Linked DNA regions of Mus musculus: region 1 is linked to region 2. The links are chromatin loops, found by intact Hi-C in ENCODE. Cell type or tissue: heart. All regions are shown on one strand.

Region 1 (8,000 bases), 170 kb before region 2:
ACATGCCATGGGGAGCAAGCCAGTAAGAAGCACCCCCCCCCGCCATGGCCTCTGCATCAGCTCCTGCCTCCAGGTTCCTTCCCTGTTTGAGGTCCTTTCCTGACTTCCTTTGGTGATGAACAGCAATGTGGAAGTGTAAGCTGAATAAACACAGAAGTAGAAACTTTTGGTTTCTTTGGAAAGTCAGTTATGTCAAAGGATGTTTTGCTAAAGCAGACACATGAAGAAGTGTTTCACTGAAACAGACACAGGTGAAAGAATACTTTGCTAAAGCAAGCATGTGAAAGGACATGTGATGAAGGATTCTTCACTAAGGATATGCCTTACATTGTAGTCACCTTACACAGTGTTGCAAGCTCCACTCGTGGTGATGCCATTGAGAGAAACTCACCCAAGAACTTCTCATGAGGTACTGGCGGCTTCTTGCTGATTGGCAGAGTGATGTCAGCTGCTACAGATCCACTTGTCTTTGTTCCCTGAGAGCTGGGATTAAAGACGTGCCATCATGCTAGGCTTCACTTTTGTTGCTGTTTGTTTTGTTGAGGCAAGACCCATGGAGGACACGTGATGTTTGGAGGGAGGACAAATAGGACTCAATGGCCAGTGATGAGGGTTGGCTTGCATAGCTAGCTTTGTAGCGCTTCTTGGTCTCGAGTTTGCGGCCTCCTTGCTGATCTTCCCTTCACTGAGAGAGGCACCACAGAGAGCTTCTCCTGGAGTCTCAGGTGGTCATGGTCACCTCTGCTGACTCGTGCCAATTTGCCTGAGGCCTGGCTGTCTCTGCTGGGTCGAGCCACCACTTTCGTGTTTGATATCCTGACAGTACTGAACTGGGTTGCTTAAATATTCATGAAGTGTTTGTGAGTGGATCGAGCTGCCACTGCAGACTCCTATGAACTGTTTTCCCAACAAAGGAGACTGGATTTGCTCCAGAGAACAACTTTTTAAAAAGATTTGTTTGTTTATTTGTTTGTTTGTTTGTTTGTTATATGTACACTGTAGCTATCTTCAGACACACCAGAAGAGGGCATCCGATCACATTACAGGTGGTTGTGAGCCACCATGTGGTGCTGGGATTTGAACTCAGGACCTCCGGAAGAGCATTCAGTGCTCTTAACCGCTGAGCCATCTCTCCAGTTCCAAATAACAATTTATAACATGTCCACTTCCCCCAATCCTACTAACCTTTCTGTTCCACTGCCTCTGGTGGGTGGTGGGCTAGAAGGGAGGTTAAAGCATTTTAGAACCCATATTAAAAGTAGGGTTTGAAAATTTTAAGTTACAAAACACTTCCCCCCCCCCCCAACTTGGGTTTTGGTCATGGTGTTTCGTCACAGCAATAGAAACCCTAAGACAGAGGCTTCCCTGTCAGGTGGCTGCAGGCTAGCATTTGTAAGGCTGTCTAGAGTGCCAGGGAGGCGTAAGAGAGAGGGAGGTTGGAATACCCAAGATACAATTCACAACCACATGAAACTCAAGAAGAAGGAAGACAAAAGTGTGGATAATTCGACCCTTCCTAGAAGGGGGAACAAAATACCCATGGAAGGAGTTACAGAGCCAAAGTGTGGAGCAGAGACTGAAGAAATGACCATCCAGAGACTACCCCACCTGGGGATCCATCCCATATACAGTCACCAAACCCAGACACTATTGTGGATGCCAAAAAGTGCTTGCTGACAGGAGCCTGATATAGCTGTCCCCTGAGAGTCTCTGCCAGTGCTTGACAAATACAGAAGTGGATGCTCATAGCCATCCATTGTACTGAGCACAGGGCCCTCAATGTAGGAGCTAGAGAAAGGACCCAAGGAGTTGAAGGGGTTTGCAGCCACACAGGAGGGAAAACAATATGAACCAACCAGTACCCCCAGAGCTCCCAGGGACTAAACCACCAACCAAAGAGTACACATGGTAGGACTCGTGGCTCCAGCTGCATATGCAGCAGAGGATGGCCTAGTCGGTCATCAATGGGAGGGGAGGCCCTTGGTCCTGTGAAGGCTCTATGCCCCTTCCACTGACTCAAGTGAAGGCTACAAGTCCCTCAGAGAAAGAAGTCTGCACATCACTGAAGACAACCTCTGAATTCTACAATGTTTCCTTCAACAGCTAGGTACTTCTAGGAAGCAACTGTTTCACTCTGACCTTTGCCCTAGATACAATGACTCCACTAGATTTCCTACTAACGTCCCCCTTTTGTTTGAGCTATTTTAATTATGTTGACGGTCATGCAGACACACAGTGAAGACAGCTTCTTCTCTATTGCGTTGTATTACAGTCGTATGAAGAGGAGCCAAAATACATTCTAAAGCCAGGAAGATTAGTACAGCAAAAACAAGAATAACAAAGGCTAGAACGAGGGATCTGTTGAATTTCTGTTAACATTTTGGCTGGGAGACAAATACATATAATATAGCCTATTCTGTATAAGCCTTTATAAGCAATCCTTAGCACGACAAAGCAATATCACATTGTCTCCTATCAGAGGGGCATCCTTTGTCCCCTTCGGCAAAAGACATTTGGATTCTGCAGCAGTGAGGGTGAGCATGCCGTGCAGTCAGTAAGCATAAAACTGTCAGTTTTGAATGATCCTTCTTTTCCTCAAAGTCTCAGCTTGACGTGTCTAAGCCCTGATGTCTCCCCAAGTTACCAGATGTCTCCTCTTGGGACACCTCCTTTTGATGGGTGTGTCATCTGCCTTTGGATATATCTGGTGGTCTCTGGGTGTCCTGGTCACATGCTTCAGTTCAGGGACCCTCTGGGATGGTGTCGTTTTTAGGATAGCTTGACCCTGTGAATAGTAAGGGATTTTTTTTTCATGGCAACTGTTTTTAACTATTTATTTATTTATCTTATGTATATGAGTACACCGTAGCTGTCTTCAGGCATCGGATCCCATTACAGATGGTTGTGAGCAACCAAATCCAAGTCTCAGAAGGCAGAGACAGGGGCTCCCCAGAACAAGCTGGCTAGCTACTACCTGATTGGCAACTGGGTTTAATGGAGAGACTCTGACTCAGTGAATAAGGTGGAGAGCCTTCAAGAACAATTCATGCTGACAGTCAGCCTCAGGCCTCCACACACACTCACAAACACACATATGCCTGCACTCTCCTGAGATGCCTCACACCCGTGGGCACATGCATGCACGCATGCACGCATGCTCTACACATGCATTCACATGAAAAAAAAAGAAAGGAATTCTGGGTCTGACAAAAATATTCTTCACAGCCTGTGATGGTGGTGCTCACCTTTAATCCCAGCACTCGGGAGGCAGAGGCAGGCGGACCTCTGTGAGTTGGAGACCAGCCTGGTCTACAGAGCTAGTTTATTTATCCATTATTTATACAATAGATGGGAAAATTTTAAAAATATGTTTTTAAAGCAAGGAGGTGTTAGGTGGAGAAAGGGTAAAGGATATATGATGCAATATATTCTTTTTTCCTTTTATTTATTTATTTATTTATTTATTTATTATTAGATATTTTCTTTATATACATTTCAAATGCTATCCCAAAAGTTTCCTATACCCTCCCTCTGCCCTGCTCCCCTACCCACCCACTCCCGCTTCTTGGCCCTGGCATTCCCCTGTATTGGGGCATGTAAAGTTTGCAATACCAAGGGGCCTCTCTTCCTAGTAATGGCCGACTAGGCCATCTTCTGCTACATATGCAGCTAGAGATACAAGCTCTGGGGGTACTGGTTAGTTCATATTGTTGTTCCACCTATGGGGTTGTAGACCCCTTCAGCTCCTTGGGTGCTTTCTCTAGCTTCTCCACTGGGGGCCCTGTGTTCCATCTTATAGATGACTGTGAGCATCCACTTCTGTATTTGCCAGGCACTGGCATAGCCTCATACGAGACTGGACTTCAGAAATTCAAATAACCCCATTAAAAATGGGGTTCAGAGCTAAACAAAGAATTCTCACCTGAGGAATACCGAATGGCTGAAAAGCACCTGAAAAAATGTCCAACATCCTTAATCATCAGGGAAATGCAAATCAAAACAACCATGAGATTCCACCTCACACCAGTCAGAATGGCTAAGATCAAAAATTCAGGTGACAGCAGATGCTGGCGAGGATGTGGAGAAAGAGGAACACTCCTCCACTGCTGGTGGGATTACAAACTTGTAGAACCACTTTGGAAGTCATTCTGGAGGTTCCTCAGAAAATTGAACATAATACTACTGGAAGATCCAGAAATACCTCTCCTGGGCATATACCCAGAAGAAGTTCCAACTGGTAGTAATATATTCTTTTTTTTTTTTTTTTTTTTTTTTTTTTTTGTAATATATTCTTAAATCGACAAAAACATTCCTTGGACATGGAACACAAACACCAGATGCAATTCCAATCTTGAACAGTAGGTGGCGCCGCTGTAATTTACAGCTCTCCCTTCACACCACCTCCGCTGCCCCTTGTGTTCGGGCAACTGAACACAAAGGATGAGAATGTTATCTATCCGGTTTGGGAGTCACTCACGTGTGGTGTTTTCCTCTGTGAAAGAGGGTAATTGACAGTACCCTCTGGAAGAGTCGATTTCCCAACCTAGTTGCAATGTCTGCCAACCCTGATGGTTGTAGGCTTAAATAATAATCCAGGGCTAGGAATGAAGTCAGAGACTGGCACCCTCCAGGCAAGTGTTCTGGAAGCCCAAGTGTTTGTTTTCATTAGGCAAGACCTTGTTATGTAGTTCTGGATGGCATTGAACAGTCCATTTGAGCCAGATTACCCTTGGGTTTACAGTGGTTCTCCTGCCCACAGAATGCTGGGATTACTGGTGTGTGTCACTAACTACCTCTGGTCTGCCCTTTTATTTATTTTTGTATTTCAGACAGGATCTCATTAAACTGTCCTTAGATTTGAGGCCCTCTAGCCTTCCCGGTAGCTAGATTCCTACACTTCACGACTTTCTTTCTTTGCCTGGAGCCTAGTTTGGCCTGGAATTCACTACATAGCCCAGGTTGCTCTTGCTGCACATGGAGTTGAAGACCTGATATCAGATCTCCAGCACCCACAAAAGTGTCAACATACTGTGTGGGTGGGCCTCCCAAGTGCTGGGATCATCTCAGTGAACACAAGTGCTCCCTGCCAAAACAAATGGGTTTTTTCTCCCCATTACCTCCTTTTGTGCATGTTCCAGATGAGAGCATGAGTGCGTGTGTGTGTGTGTATGTGTGTGTGTGTGTGTGTGTGTGTGTGTGTGTGTGTGTGTGTGTGCGGGCATGAGAGCCACTATAGTGATCAGAGGACAACTTTGAAGAGTAAGTTCTCTGCTTCCTCTTATGTGGGTCCCAAGGCAGCATTTTACCTGTGGAGCCTGCTCTCTGGCCCAAGAGCAAATGTTTTTTTATACAATTCAGATTGTCTTACCTGTGAGGAAACCAAGTTCACTGAAAGGGCCCCATGTGTCTCTGTGGTGACTTTTCATAGTTCCCCATTAATCCTGAGATTCACAAGAGAAAAACCAATTCCACACATTTGAGCCAAATTTGAAGCAAGTTTTAATTAATACTGACCAGGGTGGGTTTTGACCAGGACCACCCCTGGCTTCCTAGTGGAAAGTAATGAGATGCCTATTTTAGGTATTTTCAAGAACAAAACCATATGGCCACCGTATTTTTCTACGTGGTTTTGTTATTTTGCATAAACTACAACTCCAGGATTCCAGGAAGTGACCTGATCCTTGGGCAGGTAGGATCTACAGGTTAACTTTAGGTCTTATTCATTTTCCAAAGTTCAGCGTGCAGAGCTCCACTTGCCTCTGCCTCCCCCTTTGCTGGGATTAAAGGAATTTCTTTGCACCACCACATGAAACTCTAACTTTTTTTTTAGTTGCACACCTTTAACCCCAGTACTTGGGAGGCAGATCTTTGTGAGTTTGAGGCCAGCCTGATCTACATAGTGAGTTCCAGAACAGCCAAGGTGACATAGTGAGACCAAAAACCAAAACCTAAAGAACACAGAACAAGCCAGGTGTGGTGGCTCACGCCTTTAATCCCAGCACTTGGGAGGCAGAGGCAGGCAGATTTCTGAGTTCGAGGCCAGCCTGGTCTACAAAGTGAGTTCCAGGACAGCCAGGGCTACACAGAGAAACCCTGTCTGGGGGGGGGGGGGGGGAGAACACAGGACTACTTGCCCAGAGGTGGCCACAGCCTACACCCTGTCAATCACCAATCAAAAAACAAACAAACAAACAAAAAAACACCCCAGAGGCTAATCTGATGAAGGCAGTTTTTTTTTCCTCTGCTGAACTTCCCTCTTCCTAGATGACCCTGTTGGGGTTCAAAAGTTGCCCTACAAACCACACAAACACCCATCTCACTCAGACAGAGATGGCTTATTGAATGCACACCAAAAGACTGATCGACCAGGGCAACAGCTTCAGGCTCAGGGGGCTGAAAGCTGTGCACTGGACATATCTCAGGGCCACGTTTTGTTTGTTTGTTTTGTTTTGTTTTGTTTTATGTAATTATATTTATGTACAGAAAACTTAGTGTACATTTAACCCAATTTAGTGGCGAGTTCTTTAGCCTTTGCTTTTTCCAGCTTGGCGATGCGAGCCACAGACTTAGGACCCAGGACGTTGCCTCCCCAGTGGCGATGGATCTCGTCATATCTGTCATTATAATTGGTCCTAATAGCTTCCAGCAGCTTAGCCAGAGCACCTTTGTCTTCTGAGTTAACCTGTGTGAAAGCAACTGTGGTGCATGTCTTCCTGTGGACCAGGTGCCCCAGCCTGGCCTTTCCCTTGATGATACAGTAGGGCACCCTCATCTTTCGACACAGGGCAGGCAGGAAAACCACCAGCTCAATGGGGTCTACGTCATGGGCAATCACCACCAGCTGAGCCTTCTTGTTCTCCACCAAGGTGGTGACTGTATTGACTCCTGCTTGGAGGACAGGTGGTCTCTTAGTTGGGACGTCGCCTTTGCCAGCAGCTTTCTTCTCAGCATGGGCCAGTAGCCTTTGCTTCTTCTCTTGCTTTGTCTCCGGCCTGTACTTGTGGACAAGCTTAAGCAGCTGAGTAGCTGTCTGCCTGTCCAGGGCCTGGGTGAACTGGTTAATGGCAGGAGGTACTTTAAGCCACTTATAGAGGATGGCTCTTTGCCGCTGCAGCCTGATGTAGCGGGGCCATTTGACGAAGCGTGTTACATCTCTTTTGGGCTGGATGTCCTGCCCAATGCCAAAGTTCTTGGGCCTTTTCTCAAACAAATGACTGACTACCTTTTTGGCCTCCTGGTTCTTAACAACAGCAGGGGCCAGAGCCACCTTCTTCCCCTTGGCCTTCTTTCCTTTGGGCATCCTGCTCCTCTGGTGGAGAGAGCTCAGGGCCAGCTCATAAAGGCTAAAACCACAATTAGCTCACAAGCAGGTGATAGTGTAAAGACTCTGACGAGCCTTAGCTTACCAGGACCCCCTGAGTGAACCTCGCAGAGCCAGGAGTTGATGCAAAAGCAAGAGGAATTTATTGTTCCAGTACATTGGGGCCATCCTACACCGAAGGAGACGTGGCGACCCCGCACGCAGATATTCAGCAAGTATTTATACAGTACTTCATATGATTTATACAGTCATTCAGCAAGTATTTATCAGAGCAGCAGCCATTAGGCACGATGTGTTGGCAGAACAGCGTGACTTTTAAACTGATTGGTCTTTAGGGAATGAGGTGGCAAGGACTTTCTTTGTCTCTAGGTGGCCAATGGTCACTGAATGTGTTGACCTGCTCGGGGCCTCCCCCACCCGCAGGTGGCCAATGGTCGCCTCCCCACCCCCACCCCGCATGGTCTAAGGAATGTAATGAAACCTCTCCTTTCCAGAGGGGAGGGGTGCCTAAGTGCTTCGTGACCTTTTTTTCTTCCAGGAGGGGAGGGGTCTGGTGGAATTGTCCAAATGCCCTGACCTGACCTCTCCCCTGGAAGCGCTGCTGGATGGTTGGCCCCGGCTCAAGCCATTTTAGGCAAAACAGTTCATATTTAAATTGATGGATCCGAAGCGAAGCTTA
Region 2 (8,000 bases):
AGGAAAATAGTTTTATGGCTGGGGTCACCAGAACATACAGAACTGTATTGAAGGGTCTCAGCCTTAGGAAGGCGGAGGAGCACTGGCTTAGAGGCAGAGGGCTTTCTGCTCTAGCAGAGGACCCAGATTCCAGCGCCCAGGATGGATGGCTCATAATCACCTGTAACTCCAGCTCCAAGGGATCGGACACCTCTTCGGACCTCCTCAGGAATCCACACTCATGTGCACATATCGATTTACACACACACACAGAGATACACACACATGCATGCACACGTACACAGAATTAAAAATAAAAGTAATTTTTTTCTTTTTTTTTTTTGGTTAATATTTTTTAAAAGACTTATTTTTATTTTATGTAACCCCTGAGCTCCAAAAGTAAATCTTAAAAAGAAGAGGAGGAGGAGGAGGAGGAGGAGGAGGAGGAGGAGGAGGAGGAGGAGGAGGAGGAGGAGGCAGGCCAAATGGTGGTGCATACCTTTAGTCCCAGCACAGGTGGATCTCTGAGTTCAAGGACAGCCTGGCCTACAGACTGAATTCTAGGACAGCCTGGGCTACAAGAGAAACAGCAGCAGGTCCTTTAATTGTGGAATATTGTAGCTGTTTCAAAAAACCAAGCAAACCAAAGAACCAGCTTGTCACTCTAGGCTGAATGTGGTGCCAGAGCCCTCTGAGCACTCAGATCTCAGCACTCAGGAGGCAGAGGCAGGCAGATTTCTGATAGTTTGAGGCCAGCCTGGTCTACAGAGTGAGTTTAAAGGCCAACTCAAACTATATAATGAGATATCGTCTCAAAAAAAAGGGTGGGGGATGGGGAAGGTAGCTTCCTGTCTGAGCCAGCCAGAGTTGCTGATGGCAAACTCATTGGGCTACACAGCTCTGCATTCTGGGAAGCGAGGTTGCTAAGAAACTGTCAGGAGCCCTACAGACCTGGCCACGGAAGCTATTAGTATAAATGAGAAATATAATAAAATCAGCATGCACTGAGTGCTAACCCAATATAATATGCAGGGTTTTTTTGATTTTGAAAATGCTGGGGATGGAACCCAGAACCCTAAGCATGGTAGGCAGGGGCTTTTCCACTGAGCCACGCCCCCAAACCCTCACTGGGGGAATTCTAGGCAGGGGCTCTACCACTGAGCCACGCCCCCAGCCCCTCACTGGGGGATTCTAGGCAGGGGCTCTACCACTGAGCCACTCCCCCTGCCCCTCACTGGGGGATTCTAGGCAGAGGCTCTACTGCTGAACCTTGCCCCGAGCTGTGTCCTCTCTGTGCTCATAAGGTTCAGGAGCTGAACTCACATGTTTATTTGCACTTCACGGGTGAGGAACGGAGGCAACTTGGGAAAACATTTGTTAATGATTTTCCAGAACTTTCATAGCTGTTAGTTGTCCAAAAACCCGTTATTGCCTTCTACATCCTGATCTCAAACTCAGGGCAGCCAACACACCCACACCCACTGGTGTGGAAGGCAGTTTTGGGCATTCGCTAAACACCGATGGCAGATGGTTATACCCCATCTCAGTAGGCGAGACTTCTCCAGCCGCAACAGGCTCTGGGCCTGTGCTATGCTGGCTGGAGGCCAGTTTGGACTTTAGCTTCCACACTTCCTTCATCGATGAGGAAACAGAGGTGCAGAAAACAGAGGCCTCAGAACTGAGACTGGCTCTTGGTACATTGATTCATAAGAGGAAATCTGGAGGCTTTGCACCTGTAGGGACTCTCCCTACATCATGTGTGATGCTCATAGCTTCCCCCCCCCCGCCCCCCCGCAGGCGACAACTGGCCAAGCTGGCCCTCATCTTCAGTCACATGCACGCGGAGTTGAGCGCACTCTTCCCTGCTGGGAAGTACTGTGGGCACCTGTACCAGCTCACCAAGGGCTCTGCCCACATCTTCTGGAGGCAGAATTGTGGAGTTCGGTGAGTGGACCTTCACCACGGGACAGTGGGCTCCAAAATCCCTTAACTGCCCTGCCCAAGGACCGGAAGTGGGGAGAACAGCCTCTTCCTATCATAGACCCTCTCTCCATCCGTAGCTGTAACCATACCACCTTCCCATCCAGGTGCGTGCTTCCCTGGGCTGAGTTCCAGTCCCTCCTGTGTGCCTGCCACCCTGTGGAACCAGGCCCCACCATGCAGGCCTTGCGGTCCACCTTGGACCTCACCTGTAACGGCCACGTGTCTGTCTTTGAGTTTGACGTCTTCACCAGGCTCTTTCAGGTCAGGGAAGGTCACGGCAGGGGGTCTGAGGAAGGTGCTAGGGCCTGGACCCCTGGGTCTGAGGAAGGAGATAGGGACTGGGCACACTGGATCTAAGGGAGGAAGGCTGGGTCTGGACCACTGAGTCTTGGGGAAGAAAGGGTATATGGTTTCCTGTGTGTATAAACCGTGTTCAGGATCATCACGGATGTGGGTAGGGTGGTGGATTCTTGAACTCTGAAGGTCCTAGGGCATAGGCTACTTCCTTGGTCCCTTAGTGATTATCTCTGTCCCTCCCAGCCGTGGCCCACTTTACTGAGGAATTGGCAACTCCTGGCTGTCAACCATCCTGGCTACATGGCCTTCCTCACCTACGATGAGGTCCAAACACGCCTGCAGGCCTACAGGGACAAACCAGGCAGGTGAGCAAAGCAGGGTTCCCTGGGACAAGTAGTCTAGTCCTGGCAAGTGTGTAGGGGGCAGGAACGGGGGCGGGGGCGGAATCCCTCAACTTCTGAGAGGCTAAGAATTGAGGTTCCTGGGAACCCAGAAGTGGGAGCTCTGCAGCTGGGGGCCGGTGGTTTTCCCGTAATTTCAGCACTTGGGAGGTGGAGGCTGGAGGATGAAAAGTTCAAAGCCAGCCTGGGCCACCTGAGACACTGTCTCAAAAAAAAACAAACAAAAAAAAAACCTCTGAGTTAAGATGCCCAGAACCCCTGCCTCCTCTTCTGGAGCCTCCTGGGTCATCCCACAGCCCAGCAAATAAAGCAGCTCTACCAAGGAGTTCTGAAGCTAAGGCCCCATCTTGACAAGTTAGAGGCTATGCTATAAACCTGTTAAATGGTTTTGCTTTGGACTGGTGAGATGGCTCAGTGGGTAAGAGCACCTGACTGCTCTTCCGAAGGTCCAGAGTTCAAATCCCAGCAACCACATGGTGGCTCACAACCATCCGTAAATGAGATCTGACTCCCTCTTCTGGAGTGTCTGAAGACAGCTACAATGTACTTCCATATAATAAATAAATAAATAAATCTTTAAAAAAAATGGTTTTGCTTTGAGACAGGGCTTGCTTCATTTAGCCCAGGCTAGCCTCAAACTTGCCATGTAGCTAAGGATGACCCATGAGATTCTGATAATCCTCCCTTTACATGTCCTGAGTGCTGGGGTTATGGATATCACCACTCCACTCGGGTTTGCTTTTGTTTCATTTTGAGTTTCTCTGTGTAGCCCTGGATGTCCTGGAACTTGCTCTGTACACCAGGCTGGCCTCGAACTCAGAGATCTGCCTGCCTCCTGAGTGCTAGGATTAAAAGTGTGCACCTCTTACGGTCCAGCTAGTTGGCTCTCCTTAACAGGCTGAGGATACACCGAGCACCCACAGGTTGAAGGAAGAAATCAGTCTCTGCAGGGCTGAAGTGTGGCAGCCTCTGGAAGGCAAGGACAGTATAGCAGCTGCTCTCTAGAGACCCCTACTCTCTTCAGGCTGGGGGAGGGAGGGGAAGGGAGGGGAAGGAAGAGAAAGGGGAGGGCCACTCTCAGTCTGTCTGTCTCTATCTCATACCAGACGCTGCTCGGTGACAATGTCCTTGTCTAGATGGGTTGCTATAGGTAGATAAGGTATCTCGTAGCCCAAGCTAGCCTTCAATCAGCTGTATGGGTGAAGGGAGGGAAAATTATAAAATGGAAAGAAAGAACACACAGACAGATCCAAGCTTTCAAGCACTTTCATCGGAGGTCATGCCGGAGTGTAACTTGCTTCCGTTTTTTCCTGTATTAGGCTCATTCTCAGATGTGACCCATTGCTATGGTGGGCAATGGTAGCTAAAGCCACAGACATATACCTTCTCAGTCTGTAACTGTGGATGGGGAGCAAGGCCCCTCTTCCATAAAGGATGAGGAAGGAGATACCTGGATCCCAGACAGGGCAGACAGCTGAGTGTCCCAAGAAGAGACAGCAGCGACCACTCTCCATCCCATGTCATCTTTCCACAGCTATATCTTCCGGCCAAGCTGTACCCGCCTGGGGCAGTGGGCCATTGGATACGTGAGCTCCGATGGAAGCATCCTGCAAACCATTCCTCTCAACAAACCTCTGCTGCAGGTGCTCCTGAAGGGACAAAAGGACGGCATGTGAGTCCCCAGCCTAATAGGAAAAGGGTGTTAGCAAAATCTACTTGGAGAGATTTAGCACAAGTCATGCGTTTGGCTTGAAGGTACGGGCGTGGACACAGCCAGCACACCAAGTTGCAACGCCACGAGCTGCCAGCAGGGGGCGGCCGGGTTCTCAAGGCGGGGGAATGTCTGCAGTCAGGCAGCGGCTGCAAAGTGCAAAATCCCTCCGGCAGACTGGGCTTCAAAGCCTGTGCTTCTAGAAACTGTATCCTGCTCTAGGGTCTAGATTGTCAGGTCAGGGGCGGGGAAACAGCCAAACTAGTGGTTTTCCACCTGTAACCTCAGCTGCCTCCGGCGGTTTCCTGAGGGAAGTTGCCCGCGGTGGTGAGGGGAGGGGCCGGCGGCTCTCCAGGGTTCTCTCTCACCCAGATCTTTCGTGGTTTGCCCCGCTGGGGATGCTTCCTAGCTAGGCCAGATGCTACCAATGAGCTGCAGGGCTGGTGTGAGCTAGAGACAGAGAAGAGAGGGACAGGTGCACAGACCTGTTGCTTCTCATTGTTCACAAAGCTCCTGTTCGACAAAATAGCAAGAGCCTTGAGTCATTACAAACAACAGTGTTACTCTCAAGGAGCAGGCAAGCTTATGTCGCCTTCATGATCCCATTTTATACCTTTTTTTTTTTTTTTGAATGTATTTGGTCTTCTGTTCTTTGTTTTGAAAATGTACTGGTCTTGAGCAGGAGGGAGATATGTGGGGTGTGTGTGTGTAAGTATTCAAGGTACAGGAGTATCCTGAGATCTGCATTGTAAGCTACACTGTGAGATTCTTGTTCAGCAAGAAAAAGAAAAAAGTATAAACTGATCATAGTGGGGACGTGGCACAGTGGTAGAGCCCTTTGCCTAGAATTCCCCAGTGAGGAGCTGAGGGCGTGGCTCAGTGGTAGAGCCCCTGCCTAGAATCCCCCAGTGAGGGGCTGGGAATTTAAATCAGTGGTGGAGCCCCTGCCTAAAATGCTCCAGGCTAGGTCAATACTACAAAATAGAACACGGATCCTGAAAGGACAGAGGTTTAGATTTCTTTCTTGATTCTCAGGCTGGAGGCCAACAGTTCAGTGCAGCTTCTCTAAAATGACCAAGTGGACAGTTCTGTCCCAGGGATTGGAGAATACACTTGCTCTGGGAAGTTCCAGTGTGGGCGCGAGTCAGGTCCTAATACACATGTGTGCACACACTCACACATGCACATATTCATGTATGCATACACCAATGCATGCATGCACAAATGCGCGCACACCAGGTAGATGAGGTAAGTGGGTCCCTGTGAGTAAAGCCCCTCAGAGCCCAACTATGTTCTCCCCTCAGCTTCCTCTTCCCTGATGGAAAGAAACACAACCCAGACCTGACTGAGCTCTGCCGGGTAGAACCCTACCAACGCATCCAAGTGTCAGAGGTGAGTTCCACACTCATGTCCACTACCCAGCTACTCATCTCGGAGATATGGGGATGTGGTGCTGGCTTGGAGCCGTGTACATACGAGCCAACCCTTGCTTCTCTGAGGCTCTCTGAGTTCCTCCACTGGGAACTGTCGCCTCTACAGCCTCCTCGCCAAGGTTTTTTTCTTGGATATCGAATGAAGAAAAGAGCTTCTGAGATCATCAAAATAGCTGATGCATCTGAGTGTTTATCAGCTCTGAGTCTGAGCAGACACCCAGCGCCAGAAGAGCCAAGATGTTTTTCTTTTTGTTCTTAGGATGGAACCCAGAAACTTGTGCTTGCTACAACAGAGTTCAACCACTGAGCCACGCCCCCAGCCCCTCACTGGGGGATTCTAGGCAGGGGCTCTCCCACTGAGCCACGCCCCCAGCCCCTCACTGGGGGATTCTAGGCAGGGGCTCTAATACTGAGCCACGCCCCCAGCACCTCACTGGGGGATTCTAGGCAGGGGCTCTACCACTGAGCCACGCCCCCAGCTCCTCACTGGGAGATTCTAGGCAGGGGCTCTCCCACTGAGCCACGCCCCCAGCCCCTCACTGGGGGATTCTAGGCAGGGGCTCTAATACTGAGCCACGCCCCCAGCACCTCACTGGGGGATTCTAGGCAGGGGCTATACCACTGAGCCACACTCCCATGTTTTTAATAAGGAAATGGCTTTATTGACTATACTGTAAAGGACTGGGCAGTAACAGGAGTACTGACTTTAGGCAGTGCAGCCAAGCCTCATGACATCACTTCAGTTCCCAGCATCCCCGGGGTGGAAGGAGAGAACTGAGCCATCCTCTGACCTCCATATGGCACCATGCTACATATGTACAGAGAGTGCTACCGACATCTAGCCTTGGTTTTTGTGGGGTCTCCCCCACCCCCGCCATGGTGGTGGTGGTGGTGGTTATTATTTCAAGATCTCTCTTAATAGCCCTGGCTGTTCTGGAATTTGTTTAGGTAGTGGTCTACCTGGCTGGCCTTGAACTCATAAACTCCATCTGCCGCTGCCTCCTAACTTCTGGTACCAAAGGTATGCACCTCAGTGCCTGGCCCTTGAGGTTGTGGTGCAAGGATTTTCTATGTAGCTAAGCCTGGAGCTCTTCATCCTCCTGCCTTGGCCTCTGGAGGAATTACAGGCCTTTGACAATATGAAATTTTTTTAGCCTAAGTACATTCTATTCTATATTTAAGATTTTCTCTCTGTGCGCAAACCAGGCTGGCCTTGAACTCACTGAGATCCGCCTCCCTCAGCCTCCAGAGTGCTGGGATTAAAGGCATGTGCCCAACTTTATATAACTTTTAAAATATATTTTAAATTTTTATCTTTTGGGTTTTTTTTTTTTTTCTTTTTCGAGACAGGGTTTCTCTGTGTAGCCCTGGCTGTCCTGGAACTCACTTTGTAGACCAGGCTGGCCTCGAACTCAGAAATCTGCCTGCCTCTGCCTCCCAAGTGCTGGGATCAAAGGCGTGCGCCACCACGCCCGGCTAAATATTTATTATTATTTAAAAAATTATTTTGTGTGTATGAGTATTTGCCTGTATGTATGTGCCCCCATCTGTATATAGTGTCCACAGAAGCCAGAAGAGGGTGTCAGATTCCCCTGGAATTAGAGACTTATTTAAAACTAAATAGCTAAAACGCACCAGCATTCCCAAATCACGAGGAATCCAGAAAGCACGTCTCTTGTCGAGGGTTGAAGACATGCTTGGTCTGATGTGACACTTGTCTGTAATTCCACTGCTGCTTGGGCTAAGTCCCGCCTCTGGGATGCATAGTAAGATCCTGTGGCCAGGAAAGAGGAAGAAACACAGATACCGATGAGAGTCTTGGGTGCACTGGCCTTCAACCTGGTTGTCAGTTTTCTTTTTTTTTTTTTTTTTAAAGATTTATTTATTTATTATATGTAAGTACACTGTAGCTGTCTTCAGACACTCCAGAAGCGGGCATCAGATCTCATTACGGGTGGTTGTGAGCCACCATGTGGTTGCTGGGATTTGAACTTTGGACCTTCGGAAGAGCAGTCGGGTGCTCTTACCCACTGAGCCATCTCACCAGCCCTTTTTTTTTTTTTTTTAATATTTATTTATTATTTATATGTAAGTACACTGTAGGTGTCTTCAGACACACCAGTAGAGGGCGTCAGATGTCGTTACGGATGGTTGTAAACCGCCATGTGGTTGCTGGGATTTGAACTCAGGACCTTT

Evidence for each region. A loop is a pair of places that touch in the nucleus more often than their neighbours do. Peaks named below come from ENCODE experiments on the same cell type or tissue, not always from the same donor. Only the 100,000 strongest peaks of a DNase experiment are listed, where the experiment ranks them.
Region 1: it touches region 2 in a loop (2.4-fold over the local background); 9 of 42 quality-filtered maps call a loop at or near these places.

Annotation. Positions count from the first base shown.
Region 1 is chr7:19,953,083-19,961,082 of GRCm38, reverse strand. It overlaps a transcript of Igsf23 not described here and the pseudogene Rpl7a-ps8. Among named protein-coding and RNA genes, the nearest start is that of Igsf23, 6.3 kb to the right of the region's middle. In heart, a CTCF peak has its summit at 4,381 (motif pointing right); a DNase peak (open chromatin) is centred at 4,392.
Region 2 is chr7:19,786,732-19,794,731 of GRCm38, reverse strand. Cblc (Casitas B-lineage lymphoma c) reads left to right here. Exons shown (of 12, transcript NM_023224.5): 2 at 1,777-1,923; 3 at 2,067-2,223; 4 at 2,503-2,624; 5 at 4,195-4,332; 6 at 5,676-5,763. It overlaps LOC115486450 (a long non-coding RNA gene), which reads right to left. Exons shown (of 4, transcript XR_003946611.1): 3 at 7,440-7,578; 4 at 4,599-4,821. Among named protein-coding and RNA genes, the nearest start is that of Cblc, 6.1 kb to the left of the region's middle. In heart, a CTCF peak has its summit at 4,464 (motif pointing right); a DNase peak (open chromatin) is centred at 4,571; H3K4me3 peaks cover 943 bases; H3K27ac peaks cover 484 bases; H3K27me3 peaks cover 489 bases.